Linked DNA regions of Homo sapiens: region 1 is linked to region 2. A link is a loop called in an ENCODE intact Hi-C map of the cell type or tissue named here. Cell type or tissue: Calu3. All regions are shown on one strand. Links, peaks and the distances in the headings refer to the core of each region. The heading gives the core; the rest is flanking DNA.

What was found. Peaks named below come from ENCODE experiments on the same cell type or tissue, not always from the same donor. Only the 100,000 strongest peaks of a DNase experiment are listed, where the experiment ranks them.
Region 1: a loop joins it to region 2, with 5 times the contacts of the local background. A loop is called at or near these places in 1 of 110 quality-filtered maps.

Annotation. Positions count from the first base shown.
Region 1 is chrX:5,046,922-5,056,661 of GRCh38, forward strand. No RefSeq gene overlaps it. Among named protein-coding and RNA genes, the nearest start is that of LINC03070, 670 kb to the right of the region's middle. RefSeq lists an enhancer at 4,522-5,721. In Calu3, for the core only: no CTCF peak of the experiment used is centred there; a DNase peak (open chromatin) is centred at 5,080.
Region 2 is chrX:4,665,775-4,675,514 of GRCh38, forward strand. No RefSeq gene overlaps it. Among named protein-coding and RNA genes, the nearest start is that of FAM239C, 730 kb to the left of the region's middle. In Calu3, for the core only: no CTCF peak of the experiment used is centred there; a DNase peak (open chromatin) is centred at 5,047.

The DNA of each region.
Region 1 (9,740 bases), core at 2,854-7,853, 380 kb after region 2:
CATTCCAGTTGTTTTGGAATAATACATTTGGGGCAATTCCTAAATCACAGGTTGCTTTAAGGCCACCTCTTCAGATAATAGCCTTCTTGAAATTGCATGAAAAAATATAGTATATTCGTCTCTTGGGTCAAGTTCTCGCCATGTGTTCGAAAATCATTTTGTGTTGCTTCTTATTCTAGCCAGTGAGGTTTTAAAGGAGGAGTAAACTGTGGAAGTTTGAGTATCCCATATTACATTATTTTCATTGTTTTGTTTTTGTAGAATGGGAAACCATGTAATCATCCGTTACAAAGTGTTTATGCTATTTAAATATCCAAAACAGTAAAACTTGATAGAAGTAATGGAAAATAGAAGCATTTGGCATTTTCCCATTGTGACGGTGCATGTAAAGGAGAAATTATAAAAATTGAATAAAAATCTCATTATCGTCAAGGATCTATTTTTTCCTAAATAATCCTCTTCAGTGAAGAAAATATTTCCCATGCTAACGGAAAAGAAAATGGGTGACAGGAAATCACAAGTGAACATTCAGCTTTACCTACCAACATGATTAGATTTGAAATACAGAAAATGTTTTCATTCAGTACCAGAATTCAAATTAGATTTTCACGGTAACCAGGAAACTCATTATCAGTTTCGTTAGAATCTTAGTAGTATAGGAAGAGTCATTATTTCAAATAGAATTTCCTTGCAACTTACATGAACTTTGGGACTATGCATACATAAGTTTAAGTTTAAGATGGTCTACTGTTGTCAAAATTAATTATTATTAATTAATAATAGTAATATATGCCACATATGCACTGGGTGACGGTCCAAAGGAAAAAAATATTGGGAGGTGGTTGTCAATTTTCTGTATGGCTGTGGAGGCTGATAATTCTTCACACCTATCGATGTGCAGTCATTCAAAATCTGTGGCATTAAGCTGGGTTTTCCTTAGACCTAGCTGTGTCTGACTCCTTCATCACTTGTGGTTTTATGGCCAGTGTCCCCTCTTTCCTAAGAGAAGTTTATGTACAAACGGTTTGCTTCAGATTTTTTTTTTATTTTTTGCAGTCTCTGCTCTCCAATAGGTTTAGCAAAGCTATCATGATATAACTGATCAACTCAGAAGAACAAATGGCTTACACAATTTTCTATCTGAACAGGAATCATCACTTCTGCAAGAGACTTTAAATAAAAATATGTAACAAAATTTCTGTATATGAGATAATTGTATAAATGTGTATGTATGTGTGTATCTGTTTCTATATATGTGTGTGTGTGTTTCACTATATTTAAAGGTATTAGAGGTGCTAAATATTTGGATAAAATCAATTTTGAATTTCGACTCAGTCAGTGATCTTGAGCTAGTTCCAAAATTTCTCTAAACATAATTAATTTCAATCTGCTCAATATATAGTCATTTTCAGAGATCTGCTGAGAGTTTAATATTCCATTTACTGGCATTTGGAGAGGATCTAGCTAATAGTAAGTCATCACATTAATTTAGCTATAATTATAACCTATGCTTATCATGGTAATCAATCACAATAACTTTATTCATAAAGTTGAGATCATCATCCTATATGTAACATTCTAGATGTAATCCCAACAGAACAAAATTACTCAAACGTGAAAAATAACTCTTAAAAATAATGTATTTTCAAGAGCAGACACAGCTTTAGGGTGTCTTCATTGTAGACTAAGTAGAATAGAGTGTTACAAAAGGCATTATAGATAGAATAAACTAACAACTTAAAGCTTTTAAACTGGGCTGACCCCAATTAAGATTAACCCTTTTATATAGAGAAAATTTGGACACCTGCCATAATTGCTTGAAGTTCCAAATCTTTATAACATTACGATTATTTTTACACACACACATGCAGAAATGTGAGGTGCTTTACGTACTGAAAGTAGTCTGATAATTTATATGATTCTTACTTGATTCAAAATTACTTAATGTCTTTTCTATTTTCTATCCAAAATTTGAGGCATCAGGGAAATTACATAACAGCAAAATAAACATTCTTTCTTTTCTTTTCTTTTCTTTTTTTTTTTTTTTTGAGATGGAGTCTTGCTCTGTCACCCAGGCTGGAATGCAGTTGCATGATCTCGGCTCACTGCAACCTCTGCCTCCCTGGTTCAAGCGATTCTCCTGCCTCAGCCTCCCAAGTAGCTGGGACTACAGGCACGTGCTACCACGCCCGGCTAATTTGTTGTATTTTTAGTAGAGACGGGGTTTCACCGTGTTAGCCAGGATGGTCTCGATCTGCTGACTTTGTGATCCGCCCACCTCGGCCTCCCAAAGTGCTGGGATTACAGGCGTGAGCCACCGCACCCGGCCTCTTTTCTTTCTTTCTTTCTTTAATATCAAGCCCTAGAGGTTAATGAAATTTGTGATAGAGTTTGAGATAGACACAAAGTTAGTGAATCTGAATAACACATTAATTCTTGCAATGGAAACTTTACTATAATGTAGAATTTTTTAAAATGATGTTAAATAATTGTAGTTACTTTTATTTTGTGATTTCATTTAATCTTCTTGATAACACTGGGAAGGGATAATGGTTGCACTCTGCTGAACGAGCATGTTGGAAATTGAAAGTGTTGCCGTCAGGTTTATCTAGTTCTATCTGATTTTGTGAAAAACAAATATTGCTACATGAGCACTTATCACTAAGCCCTTCAAATTATATGGAAAATGTACGCATGTTCAAAAGTACGTTTTTGTAGAGAGATAATATATAGGTTTCTTCTCACAGGGAATCTTGACACTCTCTCCCTGTGATGGTTAACACTGAGCGTCAACTTCATTGGAATGAAGGAGGCAAAGTATTGATCTTGGGTGTGTCCATGAGGGTGTTGCCAAAAGAGATTAACATTTGAATCAGTGGCTGGAAAGGCAGACCCACCCTTAATCTGGGTGGGCACCATCTAATCAGCTGCCAGGTTGGCCAGAATATAAACCAGGCAGAAAAATGTGAAAAGACTAGACTGTATTAGCCTCTCAGTCTACATCTTTCTCCCGGGCTGGATGCTTCCTGCCCTGGAACGTCAAACTCCAAGTTCTTCAGCTTCGGGACTCCGGCTGGCTTCCTTGCGCTTCAGCTTGCAGATGGCCTGATAGCCTGTTGTAGGACCTTGTGATAGTGTGAGTTAATACTCCTCAATAAACTTATATATATATATAATTTGTTCTGTCCTTCTAGAGAACCCTAATACACTTCCTCTGCCAAACATTAATATTTAATAGCCTATGGCATCTTACACATTTTTCTTTGTGTAAGAGGATCTAGCAGTAGGCATTATTGAATGTACTTAATTTTCAGACCATTTTACCTATAAAACAACAAAACATAGTGCAACTTTAAAGGTCTACTAGAAAGCAAGGTTTTAATTTTTTTTAAGGAACTGTGTAATCATAGATTCACTAAACCAAAATATAGCATTTTGATCAATCTGATGTTAAGAAAATGGAAGCAATACAATATCCCATGGTGAAACATGGTTATATTCCATTCTATTTCTATGGCTACCTTTTTAAAAATTCATAGGGGAATATTAATATTGATATGCAGCTGTATTGGCTTCTGTTTGTGTCACAAGATATTTTTGGGGCCTTCAATTTGTTCTTACATTTTATATCTGTATTCCAGTACAGTCTTGGAAGTCTGCATTGAGTGCAAGCCACACCATCCGATTATCATTCCTCCAACACTACCTGTGCATGCACAAGTACCATGAGCAAAGCCAAATTAGTATGACATAAATAGACTCTAAAGGGCTCTAGCAATCTTTTTCCCATGGTAATACCTACTGTTGGCTTCACAACCTCCCAGAGATTGCATATGGAGGCATACAATCTTTTACTTTACTTTTTAATACATCAACATTTATATCGAAGTCCATTTTCTTAAAAAGAGATAGTTCTATGACTTCTAAAAAGAAAAAACACTTTTTACTCTTACTTTCAGTATAATGAACTCTAACCAATACTGGTCTAAAATCCAACATTTTAAATCCTTGGATTCTTCAAGTATGAATTTCATCCACCATGTATTTTACTGTGGGTGATTGATAGTTGGGATAGAGAAGTTCAGTTGTTTCCTCTGACTTTTTAATTTAGGAAAACAGAGCAAAACAATACCAAAAAATCTTCTGTGTCTTTAGTTAGACACAAAGCTACTGAAAATAGAGACTGTTTTGTGTGTGCGTGTGCCCTGGAAGCTTAGTATGGGTAGTTTCTGGTCAATAAGATACTGGCAGAAAGGCTGTGTGAAGCCCCAGGGAAGCTCTTGAAGGCTTCTGTGTGCAATCCACTCTGTATCAGCCAATTCCTTCTTGGCAAGAATATAGGCATGTTAGCGAGCATTTTACATCATGCATGAAGACAATCACAGTGTTGCAGTTTTGCCAATGCACCGCAATGCAGCAGTCTCTCATGAGGTATCACCCTGAGTTCTTTGTCTCACGGCCAAGAAAATTAAGAAGTGTGGACACAAAGGGTGAGGTTGGACAAAAGTTTAATGAGGAAAAGAAGAAAGCTCTCCACAGCAGAGAGGGGGTCCTGAGTGGGTTGCCCACTATGAGGCTGTGGTCTGGGATTTTTTTTTTGAGATGGAATCTCACTCTGTCACACAGGCTAGAGTGCAGTGGCACAATCTTGGCTCACTGCAACCTCCGCCTCCTGGGTTCAAGCGATTCTCCTGCCTCAGCCTCCTGAGTAGCTGGGATTACAGGTGCACGCCACCATGCCTGGCTAATTTTTGTATTTTTGGTAGTGACGGGGTTTCACCATGTTTGACCAGGCTGGTCCCAATCTCTTGACCTCGTGATCCGCCCACCTTGACCTCCCAAAGTGCTGGGATTACAGGGGTGAGCCACCACGCCTGGCTGGGGTCTGGGGTTTTTATGGACTGGGAAGGTAAGGAATGTGTTGATTGGTCTTGGAGAAGGCATTACTCAGCTTGGCCCGGGAGTAATCAGCAGTTGAAGTGATGACACATAGAGGCTACTCAGCTTGGCCTGGGACCTTGGCCCGGGACAAATCAGGAGCTGAAGTGAAAGCTTAGCAGGAACTTGGCCCAGGACCAATCAGATGCTAAAGTGATGATTCATGGAGGCTTGTCTCACAATCCAAAGCATGTTCAAAAAAGGAAAGGAAAGTGCCCACCGGAACCCACTGGAACTGCTGTGTATATGCCCACAGAAGGAGAAGAGACTATTTCCTGTAAGCCTGCTGGTTATAAAAAGAACAAAGGCATTTCTATGTTGCATCTTTTTTCCTTATCAGTGTAGCTGGGGGCACGTCTTAAGCACAAAGAACAAAGGCATTTCTATGTTGGGCCTCATTCCTTTATCTCCGTGGGCCAGAGGTTTGTGCAAGTTTCCTTATCTGTGCCTGAAGCCTGGTTTTACAGGCTGTTTCTCTGCTTAAAGGAGTTTTACCAAGGACCCACCCTAACTACTTAACTTTTCTTTCTCAACAGCTCAAGTTAAAGCTGAACAGCAATACAGGAGAAAGCTGGATTCCAATGCCATGAATCTCCCACCTAAGTCTTGAAAGCTTGCATAAGAAATAAAAGTCCTCTTATTTTATTTAAGGCATGTGTTCTTGGCAACTGCTAATTAGTAAAAACTATTCCTAACTTAAGGTTTCCAAAACTTTTTTTCACCATCCTAGCACATAGAGTCAAAGATAACATTTCTTCACCCCAAATGGTATAAACTGATGAGTTTATTAATGTTCTCAGGCTTCTGGGATAGAGCCGATAGCCATCCTACTTCCTGACTTGTCATTACAAATATTAAAAGAATAAGTAACCAATAACAAAGAGGATACATGACTCCCAATGTGGCGTGAGTAGTGCTGAAGAAGCTATGTTCCAACTAATAGAAGAGCTATTATGAGAAACTATACACATACCAATTAAGTTCTATAACCTTCATTAATTAGCAACACCAAGATTGGAAAAATAGTCTGGATCCACATAAGGATAAATTCTGTTTTTGAATAACAGGAACACATTGAATAACTTTGACCAAGAGGCAATGATGTTACAAAAAAAAATTATTTTAGGAATGTTAAAGTCCTAATAGCATGAAGAAAGTATTTAAGGTGAGAAAGAATGAAGACTGTTGTGGGAGAATAGACAATAAGCATCAAGTGTCTAAATTAAAGCAGATATAAAAATGAAAGGAGAGATTTGAAAGACACTTTAAAGTCTTTTTGATGGATAGGTTGTAAAAAGTGGCCAAGTTTTAAATGTTCATATTTTATTCATGAATTACTAGGAACATGAGTATAGCATTAAAAAACAAACAGTAAATATAAGGAAAATAGCTTGTTTAGAAGATAATGACTTCATTTAGAATCACAATTTTGAGATGATTTCAAAATTTTAGTATATCAAGAATATCAATGGAAAGACATAAGTTCTCAAAGAACCAATGAATATTAATATATGTATTTTCACAGAGGCGAGAGTCAAAAGCACTAGAGAAAATTGAACACCAGAATCATGATTTCTTTGTTTTTTTCTTATATTACTTTGCTATAACTAACTGAAGCTTCATAGAGAAAGTTCCACTTGAGCTGGTCCACTTAGACAGATATCGATAGAACTACATACACTAAAGAGATGATATGTATTTATATACATGAGTAGATAGATGCCATGGGTAGATAGATAATTAATAGATAGATTGATAGATCGATAGATAGGTAGATAGATAAGGTGGATAGATAGAAGACAGATCAATAGATAGATGTATAGATATGACAGATTAATAGATAGAAAATGGATAGATAGAAACATAAATAGATGGGTAGATAGGTAGATTAATCGATGATAGATGGTGATAGATCAGATAGATAGATAGATAGATAGATAGATAGATAGATAGATAGATACATAAGATAGATGAGTAGATAGCTGGATAAATGACAGAAAGGAACAGATGAAATAGATGGATAGATAGATTTGGATAGACAGATTAGGATAAATAATAGATTTGTATAGTAAGTATAAATACATTTGGAATATAGATGGACAGATAGCTTCAGATAGATGATGGATAGATGATAGATAGATAGATAGATAGAGTGGCTGGTTGGATGGTTGAATGGATAGATTCAGATTCACTTGGTAGATGACAGGTAGATAGCTAGATAGCTAGGTAGATAGAGATAGATGAACAAATAGATTGACAGGATACATAGGCAGACGAATAGCAATATGATATGTAGAAGATGGAAAAGACTGTTAGATGCAGAGAATTAGATAAACAGCCTGAAGGAATGGACAGATCTCCAAATAGGAAGGTGGGTTACATCTCCAGGTTGGCTAAACCAAAGTGCCATTTTCTAGATGTGGAGGTTTCAGGTCTCTGCTGTTGTTGTAGGTAAACACGTTTATGGAAACATGAGGTTTTGCAAAGGCAGTTTTCTTATTTTTTTAATCATATACACTCTTTAAAGAGGGTAATCAGTCATGACCACCTCAGGGATTTCTTCATCTGTGCCTAGTGTCTGTATTACAGTTTGGATCTTCATTCTCCAGGTTCTACATGTTTGAGAACAACTGTAAAGAAGGTTCTAACTCCCAGCCTCACAGGCATTTGTTCCTCAGGTGGGGTATTTTTGTAATATTTTGATAATTATTTGAATAGATGGAGTCTAGAAATGCTCCTTTAGTCTTTCCAACAATTTTGTAAGCAACAGATAACCTGCAGTGATTTCCTTCCTCCTTAAAATATTAAGCTAACATTTGTTGCTGTAAATTTTAATAACGCAATATTTGTTATTGGTTATCATTGCAGAAAACATATTTAAGGGTGCCCATATGGAATAGATTATCTGCTCTTTTAGCATTTGAAGGCATTGCTGGGCTTATAACCTTTGGATAAAAAGGAATAATTGAATTTCAGGACAAGTAGTAGCAAAACAGTTATTTGTTGAAAGAGTACAGTTGAAGATTTTTATATCATGGACTTATATAAAACAATGCCCACCAAAACTTGGATATACAATTACTTCCAAATGCTTGTAGGAAATTATGTTCCAAAAGCATTCATTCTGGAAACTTATTGTCCTTATCTGAAAAGAAAGGACAATATTACATGTGAAAATGTGGTCAAAATTGCATACACAGCAAAATTAAAGGCATGAGATTTTATGAACATCTGTAAGGCAATAAATTTGAAATGAAGATAAAATATTCTCAGAAATATATAACTTTTAAAATTTATACTAAATATAAACAAAATTTGAATAGATCTGCAACCTTTAAAATAGTTGACTTGTTAATTTTAAATTTTCTTGTTGTGGCTATAATATTATACTATTAAGTCCAGCTGAAACATTCAAGCTACATTTACCTTTAAAATTATAGAAACTCTTCCACAAAATAGAAATTGGGCAACCCACTACAATTTCATGTTTCTAGTGAAAGCTTTTTGCCTGCATAAACCAGAACTTTATGCTTAAGAAAATTATAGATCAATATCACTTTGACTGTACTTTGAGATAGTGGTAAGTAAAATGTTAAATCACTGAAACAGTGTGTAAAGCTAAGGTTATGACATAAATGGCTTTGCTTCATCTGTGCAAAATACTTTTATTGCACAGTTCTTCCTTTCCATCTTGCCTTTTACAAAATTGTTCAGTTCTCACTTCCAGTTTTTTTTTTTTTTAAATCATATGGTTCCCTAGGTATGAAAATGCACTCCAGTATTATCACCTTGCAGGAGCTATGAGATTTCTTGCCCTCAGTCACAGATGGTTTATTTACCTTGCCTCACGATTGAAGCTAGTCATTAAGAATTTCTAATTACCCAAGGAGTTCCATGCCAATCCCTCTGCTTTGTCAGTGATAAAATCTGCAGCTCTCTCATCCCCACACCAGAAACAGAAGATAAATGGTGAGAGATGCAACAAAGAAATTTTATAAAATGTAAACTGTGGTCTAAGCCAAAGCACAGAATACTATGTAGTCATTAAAAGATACACTTTAAAGAATACATGACTCTGTTACAGAAGCAGAATATAAAGTAGCCAGTACAGTTTGCTCTCTCATTCTGTCTGTCATTTGAAAAAATCTCTCTCCTTTTTTTACTTTCTTTCTTTTTTTTTTAAGGAAGGATCTTGCTCTGTCAACCATGCTAGAGTACAGTGGCATGATCACAGCTCACTGCAGTCTTGACCTTCAGAGCCCAAGTGACCCTCCCTCTTTAGCCTCCCAAGTATCTGGGACTACAGGGATGGATCACCACACCTAACTAAATATGTAACTTTTTTGTAGAGATGGGGTCTAGCTATGTTGCTCAGTCTGTTCTCAGATGATCTTGCTTCTGCCTCTCATAGTGCTGGGATTACAGGTGTGAGCTACTGTGCCCAGCCTCCTCCTCTTTTCAGAGATCTTTCTATGCAAGCATGAACAGGAATTATCTCCAGGTAGTGAGATGTGAGGTAACTACCATTTTTCTGTTTATATTTCCCTAAATTTAAAAAAGTTCTGAAATATAACAATATTTCAAAATGTATTATAACATATAATGATAATATTCACTTTAGAAAATGTTTAAGTTCACTCCCAATGACATACTGGAGTTGACTCTACCAATATGGTGGTTGATATGGTGAGGCTTTTTGTCCCCACCCAAATCTCATCTTGAATTGTAATCTCCATAATCCCCATAATCCCCATGTGTCAAGGAAGACACCAGGTGGAGGTAATTGAATCATGGGGACAGTT
Region 2 (9,740 bases), core at 2,763-7,762:
TATTGTATGTTTTTTAACTTGGCACATGAACTTTATGCATGTATATAATATATATTTTATATATATAATATAAATGTGATGTGTTTATATTTTGTATATAATATCAATGTGATATGTTTATATTAATTTATATATTATATATATTTATAAATATATCTGTCCAATTTCCAAATTAGAGTGGGAATTAGATCAAGATTAAAGTGTGATTTGAAATTTGGTCAAGCTACAAAAAATGTAAATATAAATGTAAATAAAGAAGAAACAATGGCCCAGCATAAAAACAATGTGCATAGAGTAAGATAAAAGATGAAAACGATCAGGTACTGTATTAAATATGTTATCTCAATAAATATGGAGAAAATCAATTTTCCTATCAAACTAAAGACTATCAGATAAGGTTATGCAGATAAAATCAGGTTGGGCATAGTGGCTCATGGCTGTAATCCCAGCACTTTGGGAGGCTAAGATGGAAGGATCGCTTGAGTCCAGGAGTTTGAGACCAGCCTGAGCAACAGGGTGAGATCCTATCTTTCCCAGGAAAAAAAAAAAAAACAATTAGCTAGGCATGGAGGTACGCACTTGTGAGCCCTGTTACTTGGGAGGCTGAGGTGAGAGGATTGCCTAAACCCAGGAGGTCAAGCCTCCAGTAAGCCATGATCGTGCCACTGCACTCCAGCCTGGGTGACAGAGTGAAACCCTGTCTCAAAAATAAATAAATAAATAAATAAAGATAAAATGTATTTGCAATGCTTTTGAAATGATACACAGTAAAGCAATTAAAAAGGAAAACAATAAACTAAGACACAAGAAAATACCCACATGGAAATGTAAATTTTAAGAAAAGGATTGATTGGTCGTGTTCACAGCAGATGGAGCAGAATTGAGGTTCTTCATTGAGATTTGGAAGATAAATGCTGGGACCCCCAGCCTTGAATAAACACAGATGGGTGCATGCAATAAAAAAGCCTCTGCTCTTTTCTGGCTTTGAACATTGTATGTATATTATGTGATACTCAGAGCCACTGCAGCCACTTTGAGGACAAAACAATTGCAATAAGAAAAAGAAGAGTTAAAAAAAAAAAAGGCAAAGAAAGAAACTGATTAAGACCCCTGGAATTGTTGAGTTGCTGAATTAACAGGTCCTGGAAGTGTTTTCTGGCCTCTTTCTTTTTACCTGAGAAATATAAACCCTTATTGTTCAAGCTACTTTTATTTAGTTATGTTTTTAATTATTAAATTTGAAAGCATCCTAAGTGCTATATTGTGTTTTGGGAAAAAAAGGTATAAGGTATAAATCATAAATATATCTATATTATATATACAGATATATATGATACATATCTATGTATCTATATGTCATATATATGATATGTATTTATCTATATATCACATATATCATATGTATATGATATATGTTTGTGTACGAAGCCACATATCAAATTAATGAAACCAAAATCGCATTGAAATTTGAGGAGAAAATGATAGAAACACCTTTTTGGAGGTTCTGCTAGTATAATAAGACAAGGCATTGGAATAATTAGAAGAGTAAGAAAAAATATGTTTATTCTTATCTAATAAACATTAGTAAGTGAGTGTGGCTAATACATAGGTTTTCCAACATGGTTGGATACAAGGGATGTGTATAAAAGGTCACTTTTCAGTTATTTTGAAAATAGTATATGATAACTAGAAATGCAATCGTAAATTAAAATGGTATCACACATATTATTAAACCTGTAGACATATTTACCGAGAAAAGAGTAACACAAATCTTACTGAAAGTCAAATCTTAGGCTGGGCGTGGTGGCTTGCATGTGTATTCTCTGAACTTTGGGAGGCTGAGGAGGGAAGATCACTTGAGCCCAGGAGTTTGAGACCAACCTGGGGAACATGGAAAAAGCAGGTCTCTACAAAAATAAAAATATTAGCTAGGTGTGGTGGCTTGTGCCTGTGGTCCCAGCTCCTTGGGAGTCTGAGGTGAGAGGATCACTTGAGCCTGGGAGGTGGAAGCTGCAGTGAACCAAGATGATGCCACTGTACACCAGCCCGAATGATTGAATGAGACCCTGACTTGCAAAAAAGAAAGAAGTAAAATTTGTAGAATATGTAAATTTATGTATTTTTTGAAAAAACTTTTTATCTGACTTGAAGGAAATGGAATGGTTCAACAAAATGGCATCTTCACAACATTTTATTCGGCCATTAAATCAAAGAAAAAGATTTACATACTCAACAACTTGGGTGAATGCCATGTGTGTTAAGTCAATAAAAGCCCATTCAAAAGATCTTATACTGTATTACTCCACTTATAGTGACAAAATTCTAGAAATAATTGTAATAATTAGCATTGCCAAGGGTTGTGGATAGTGGAGAGGAGGTTGTATTAATCTGTTCTCACGCCACTAATAAAGACATACCCAAGACTGGGTAATTTATAAAGCAAAAGAGGTTTAATGGACTCACAGTTCCACATGGCTGGGAAGACCTCACAATCATGGCAGAAGGCAAAAAGAGGAGCAAAGGCACCTCTTACATGGTGGCAGGCAAGAGATCGTGTGCAGGGAAACTGCCCTTTATAAACCAGCAGATCTCATGAGACTTATTTACTATAACCAGAACAGCACAGGAAAAACCCACCCCCATGATTCAATTACCTCCCACTAGGTCCCTCCCACACCATGTGCAGATTATGGGAGCTACAATTCAAGATGAGATTTAGGTAGGGACATAGCCAAACCATGTCAGAGGTGAACCAGTTTCATTAGAAAAAGGGATTTTTATGGTAATGAAATAGTTCTGTATCTTTTCAGTGGTGGTTCCTCAAAAGTAGACATGAGAAAAATTATGTCATAAAACTATATATACATTGGACCCATATTAATTTCTTTGACATTGTAGTATAGGTAAATAAGGTATTGCCATTAGGAAAACCTGGTTGAAGGGTATACAAGACCTCTGTGCTATCTTCACAAATTCCTATGAATCTCTAATTCTACCAAAATTAGTTTTAAAAATACGGTATCAGTGAATGTCAGGTTTAAACTGTCTTTACAGAGATTAAACTTAATACCTTAAATGGTATGCTTTCATGTCACTTCTGATTCTTTTTCTGAATAGTTTAAACCTAATGGTATGCGGTCTTACTTTAGAAGTGAATATTTCCGTGTTTTATATTTCACATATTTGCTTACTTTCTCCTTTGGGTATTTTCAAATGCTTACAATAATTTGACACCATGATTCACTGTTTACTCTTGCTTGAGAAATAAAATTCCAGATTGGAAATAACTCACAAACGCATTAACAGTATTGTTTATTATCACCTGCAATGCCTAAGCAAACTTTCAAGATCTCACGATTTTCTTTCTCTCTCAGTTCAATCAGCTTTTGATTTGCTATTTCGTTTCCTGTTCTTCAGATTAACTTTCTTTTTATTCTTCCCATTAAATGCAATTTTTCATCTTTTTACGTTTGTTCTGCCTTCAATAACAGAGAAATATTATGTAACTGTGTTTGCCCAAACTATTTTTTTCTAGTTGTTTCCCTGACTTAATAGCTCAGTATGACTCAGCATTCTAGAAATTAAAATAGAGGAAGATTCTAAATACACAATCAACTTCGCTTTTGTGTGTTCATCACAGCAACATGTAACAAAAAGAAACATTTCTTTAGAGTAGAAACATTTTGAGAATCTAGCTTTATTTTTCTTTTTTTGAGACAGGGTCTCACTCTGTCACCCAGGCTTGAGTGCAGAAGTGCAATCACAGCACACTGCAGCCTTAACCTACTGGGCTCAAGCAATCCTCCCACTTCAGCCTTTGGAGTAGCTGGAACCACAGATGTGTGCCACCACGTCTGGCTAATATTTTTTTTCTTTTATATTTTGTAGAGACTGAGTCTCGCTATGTTGTCTGGGCTGGTCTCAGACTCCTGGGCTTGAGCCATCCTCCCACCTCAGCCTCCCAAAGTGCCAGGATTACGGACATGAGCCACCTCACCCAGCCAGGATCTAGCTTTCTTGCACCTCTTAGAAGTGGCATAAATGTAATGGAAACAGAGCCTTATTAGATTTTCATTTAATGTTTTAGAAGAAACATCAGTAAAAAGCTCTCTAAAACATCTCCTTTTGTAGATAACGTTAAAAAAACCCTTCAAAACATAAAATAAAAATACTTGAGACTTCATTGTTGATGAATTATTGTATGCATTTAAGCACTGCAATAAAATTCAGTTTAGAACACTAATAACCCTAGTCAGAATTTAATTGGGAGGCTAACAAAAACCTAGATTATTGTTGCTCTTCAAAATATGTGAGCTCAAAGATGGTACTTTTGTTACAATTTAAATGCACTATGGCTTCTATATTTTTAAGAGCAGAAAAATAAAGGAGCAAACATTTTTACATATACAAAATAAAAGAGTGAATCACAAGCTGATAAATTTTGCTTCTCCAAAAGAAACATGTATTCATAGAAAGTAGAGACTTATTCTAATATTTATAAATGCAATATTAAGCAATTCTTTACAAAGCAGGCATAATACACAAAAACAAATCATACTGCTAGGCTAAATGTGTAGCTTTCTTACATTTATTAAGAAAACACATTGTCAAGCCATCTTTTGGCATTATATTAAAGTGCATTTTTGCATAGTTTGTGTGGCAAAATAGTGAAGGTTTTCAGAAGGATATGTGTGTGGAACCAACAGATAAACATATATGTGTTCAATTTTTCTGTTAAAAATAGCATTGCATCTCCAACACAATAAAGAATAACAATTTGCTCCCTCCTTCAATCTACTCTCAGTGGGCTACAGATGCCAGGTCACCAGACATTGTTCATTCTCTTAACCAAGGGGGAGAATCCTCTAACCTGGGGCTCCCCAACCCCCAGGCCACAGACTGGTACTGTGGCCTGGGGGTTGGGGAGCCCCAGGTTAGAGATACCAGTCCGTGGCATGTTAGGAACCAGGCCACATGGCCGAAGGTGAGTGGCGAGTGAGCAAACAAAACTTCATCTGTATTTACAGCTGCTCCCCATGGCTCACATTACCACCTGAGCTCCACCTCCTGGCAGATCAGTGGCAGCAGTAGATTATCATAAGAGTGCAAACTCTATTGTGAACTGCGCATGTGAGGGATCTAGGTTGCGTGCTCCTTATGAGAATCTAATTCCTGATGATCTATCACTGTCTCCCATCACCCCCAGATAGGACTGTCTGACTGCAGGAAAACATGCTCAAAGATCCCACTGATTTTACATTATGATGAGCTGTAGAATAATTTCATTATATATTACAATGTAATAATGGTGGAAATAAAGTGCACAATATATGTAATGCTCTTGAATCATCCTGAAACCATCCCCCTGCCACTGGTTGATGGAAAAATTGTCTTCCCTGAAACTGGTCCCTGGTACCAAAAAGGTTTGGGACTGCTGCTCTAACCCTCTTGTCTCTAGGGAGAGGCCTGTCCTAATGGTTGCTTGGACCTAAAGCCATTTAGGACAAGGAGTACTTGAACGAAGCTTTCCTCCAATTGCCCTAGTGAGATTCAATACAAAATTTGAGGAGCCCAGAAGTACAAAGTGGAGTCCAGTTCACTGCAAAAGAGGCAGGCTCTCAAAAAATTTTTCCTTTCCTCTCTGAGTTAGTGTGCTATTGCTCCCTAGTACTTAAAAGACTGTAAACCAAAAATAAAATCCTAAGCTCCTCAACTAACTGAACAAACCCCCTCTGGGCCAAAGGGACCCCAGAGAAACCTGAAAAACTGGATTCCCAGCCATGACAGGAAGAGAGGTCAGACATACGTCCTTCCTTACCCCTCCTGCCTTTTGGAGTCTAGGCACAACCCACCAGCATTCACATTAAAGTACGGCTCAAAAGACTGACAAAACAGACCCCTGGGACAGGAAATTACCAAATTCCAACCTGACTCTGGTATAGCATCGTATGACAGATAGCAGACCCGGAAGGAAATCAAAATATCTCACCCCAACATAGATTTCTTTGTCATATTTTGAAATGGCCCTGCAAAACCATCTTTCCTGGCAGAAATTTGCATCTGTGGAGAATCTCCATTCATACAGCCAGGACTTTGCTGTATCTAGGAAAGATTAACTCTAAGTCTGACACCTTGAAAGGTCTGAAAAGAGACATTTACCATCTGTTCTCTCTGAAGGCTGCTACCTGGAGGTGTCTTCTACATGATAAGTACCTTGGCTTCCACAACTCCTCGCCCTTTATCTTAGCATTTATTTCTACTGACTTCAACTCTTTAGACAAAACTTAACTCTTTCAACCAATTGCCAATCAGAAATCTTTAAATCTACCTATGACCTGTAAGGCCCCACTTCAAGAGATCCTGCCTCTTTAGGCTGAACCAATGTACACTTTCCATGTAGTGATTAATGATGTCACCTACATTTCCTGTCACCCTAAAATGTATAAAACCAAACTGTAACTGCCTCGGGCACACTTTCTCAGGACCTCCTAAGACTGTTTCCCCAGGCCGTGGTCACTCATATTGGCTCAGAATAAACTTTTAAAATATTTGACAGAGTTTGGTTTTTCCATTATCAAAGCTAAGAGGAAGTGGATAGGTAGCTTGATTTATCTTTGCTTTAAACCTGGAAGTGTAGGCTGGGCACGGTGGCTCATGCCTGTAATTGCAGCACTTTGGAAGGCCGAGGTGGGCAGGCAGATCACTTAACGTCAGGAGATTGGGACCAGCCTGACCAACAAGGCAAAACCCCATCTCTACTTAAAATACAAAAATTAGTCAAGCGTAGTGGTGCGCACCTGTAATCCCAGCTATTTGGAAGGCTGAGGCAGGAGAATCACTTGAACCCCGGAGGCAGAGGTTGCAGTGAGCCGAGATTGTGCCACTGCACTCCAGCCTGGGTAACAGAGCAGACTCCATCTCAAAAAAGCAAAACAAAAAAACAACCTGGACGTGTGAATACACTTGGGAATAGAGAGACTTGACCAGGTATACCTGTGACACGGACTTTCTGGCTGTTTGAACCCTGTAGGTTCACAGGCATGGACGCCACCGCACATTCTGCTTTGTGGAGGGCAGCAGTGTAGGTACTCCAGCAACAAAGGGGTCTAGGATAAGGGATCCCCCAAATACAAGGGGGCCAGCAGCTGGAGCAAGAAATGCAGCAGAGCCTGCAGAAGTCCAGAAAACAGATGCTCAGACCTTGAAGTCAATTTGAATAACAAAACAGGACCTAGGACTTAAGGAGATCCAGATAAAAAATGCAACTCTCTCCTTAACATCAATCTACTGAAACAGAGATTCTAAGATGCGGAAACAGTGGTGACTTGAAATAGGAGAAAGAATATCATTACATGCTAATTATGTTAAATATGAGATATAATGAGAAGAATAGAAAAATGACTCATTAATTATTAATGAACTGAATTACCTCATCCATATTACAAAAACTAAGCTGCATCCTATTTATGCAAGCATACTAAAAAATAAAGTGATAAAAAAGTTTCAGAAAACAATGCTATGTAGCAGAGGCAATAAGAATTTGTCAAGAAGAGATCTAGTGTTAAAAAAATGTAATGAGAGTAATTTTATTTACATTAAGTAAAAATAACAGCTAAATGAGTGAAACAAAAATCATTAGGAGTGAAAGGGGAAATTTTTAAGATTATATTTATAGAGGCATAGTTTGCATGCCTCTACTACTTCATGAATTTGAGAAATTAGTAAATCTAACAGTGAAAAATAAGGAAAGAGAAAAACATAAGAATTCAAATGATAGGTTCAATTTAATATGCCTCTCATTTATGCATATATACACACAGGCATATACATGCATATATATATGTCATAATATCTTTATGTACATATAATGGCCATATGCATTATTGAGAACATACACATATACAGTATCAATATAATTTGCATATAAGAAACTTCAACAAATCTGAAAAAGTGAAAATTGTGTGTGCTGTATGCTGAAATCATAACCTAAATAAGATATAAATAAGCACAGATAATTGACCCTAAACTTCCACATTGTTTACAAATTAAGGAATGTAATCTAACTCTGTATTCAAAGAAGGTATCAAATCTGAACCTATAAAATATCTGAGAGTAACTATAATGACAACATTACATCAACAGCGTAGCCTTCAGCAGTAAGAGTGTAACTGCTCTACGGGTTCTTCCTGCCCTCTGCACAAAGTAAATCCATGGCATTGCGGTAAAGAAAGAGTTTAATTGGTGCAAGGCCAGCCATGCCACATAGGAGACAGAGTTTTTACTCAAACTAGCCTCCCTGAAGATTTGGAGACTAGGGATTTTTAAGGATAATTTTGCAAGCAGAGGGCCACAGAGTGGGGAGTGCTGATTGGTTGGGTTGAAGATGAAGTCATAGGGAGTTGAAGCTGTGCTTTTGCGCTGTGTCAGTTCCTGCGTGGGGGCCACAAGACCAGTTGAGCCAGTTTACTGGGTGGTGGCAGCTGATTCATCGAGTGCAGCATCTGAAAAATATCTCAAGCATCAATCTTAGGTTTTACGATAGTGATGTTATCCTTAGGAGTAACTGGGAAGGTTTAGAATATTGTGGCCTCTGGCTTCATGAGTCCTAAAACATAATTTCTAATTTTGGGCTTCATTTCTTCATCCTACAAAGGCAGTCTGGTCCCCAGGCAAGAAGGTGGTTTGTTTCAGGAAAGGGCTATTATCTTTGTCAAAGTTAAACTATGAACAAAATTCCTCCCAAAGTTAGTTCAGATGTCCAGGAATGAACAAAGACCGCTTGGAGTTTAAGAGCAACATGGAGTCAGTTAGGGCAGATGCCTTTTCACTGTCATAATTTTCTCACTGTTATAATTTTTGCAAAAGCAGTTTTAGGAACACTTTAAGGAAAACACAGCCTCAAATGCCTTTATTATCTAAGAGAAATGAGAGACGAAAAGGAACTCAATATTTGTTTGAATAAATTAAAGAACAAAACAACATGAAATTAAATAGAAAAATGCTAATAAAGCTTAAAGCTGAAATTAATGAAATGGGAAATAAAAATTGTACCTATCACCCAAGATAATTTCTTAAAATTATACAATGAAATAAAATAGATAAAGCTTCTGTGAGTCCGATGGATTGCAAGGAAACAAATAGCAAGATTATGTTATAAAAAAGGGGCTTAAAACAAACACAGAGGAATTTAAAGAAATAGATATTAACAATAAAAAACTACATGAAAATCTACGACATTTAATTTGAAAACATAGAAGAAGCAGATGATTTTGTGGGAAAGAAAAATTACCAAATTTGATGGAAGAAAATTGAGAAACCTAAATTAGCTGGTTTTCATGGAAGTAAATGTCAAGCCCATTAAAGATCTACTATTGAAATATGCAGCAGGAATAGGTGGTTTCACAGCTGAATTGCAGCTCATATTGAAATTTAAAAAAACCATAATCTTGATGTTAAACTCTTTCATTCCACAGAAAATGATACAGAGCCCACTAATTTATTTGATGAGGATGTTACCAGAAAGGGGTCCTGAACCAGACCCCAAGAGAGGGTTTTTGTACCTCGCAAAAGAAAGAACTCAGGGTAAGTCCATAGAGTAAAGTGAAAGCAAGTTTATTAAGAAAGTAAAGGAATAAAGAATGGCTATTCCATAGGCAGAGCAGTGGCTTGGGCTGCTGACTGAGTATAATTTTAGTTATTTCTTGATTGTAGGCTAAACAAGGGGTGGATTATTCATGAGT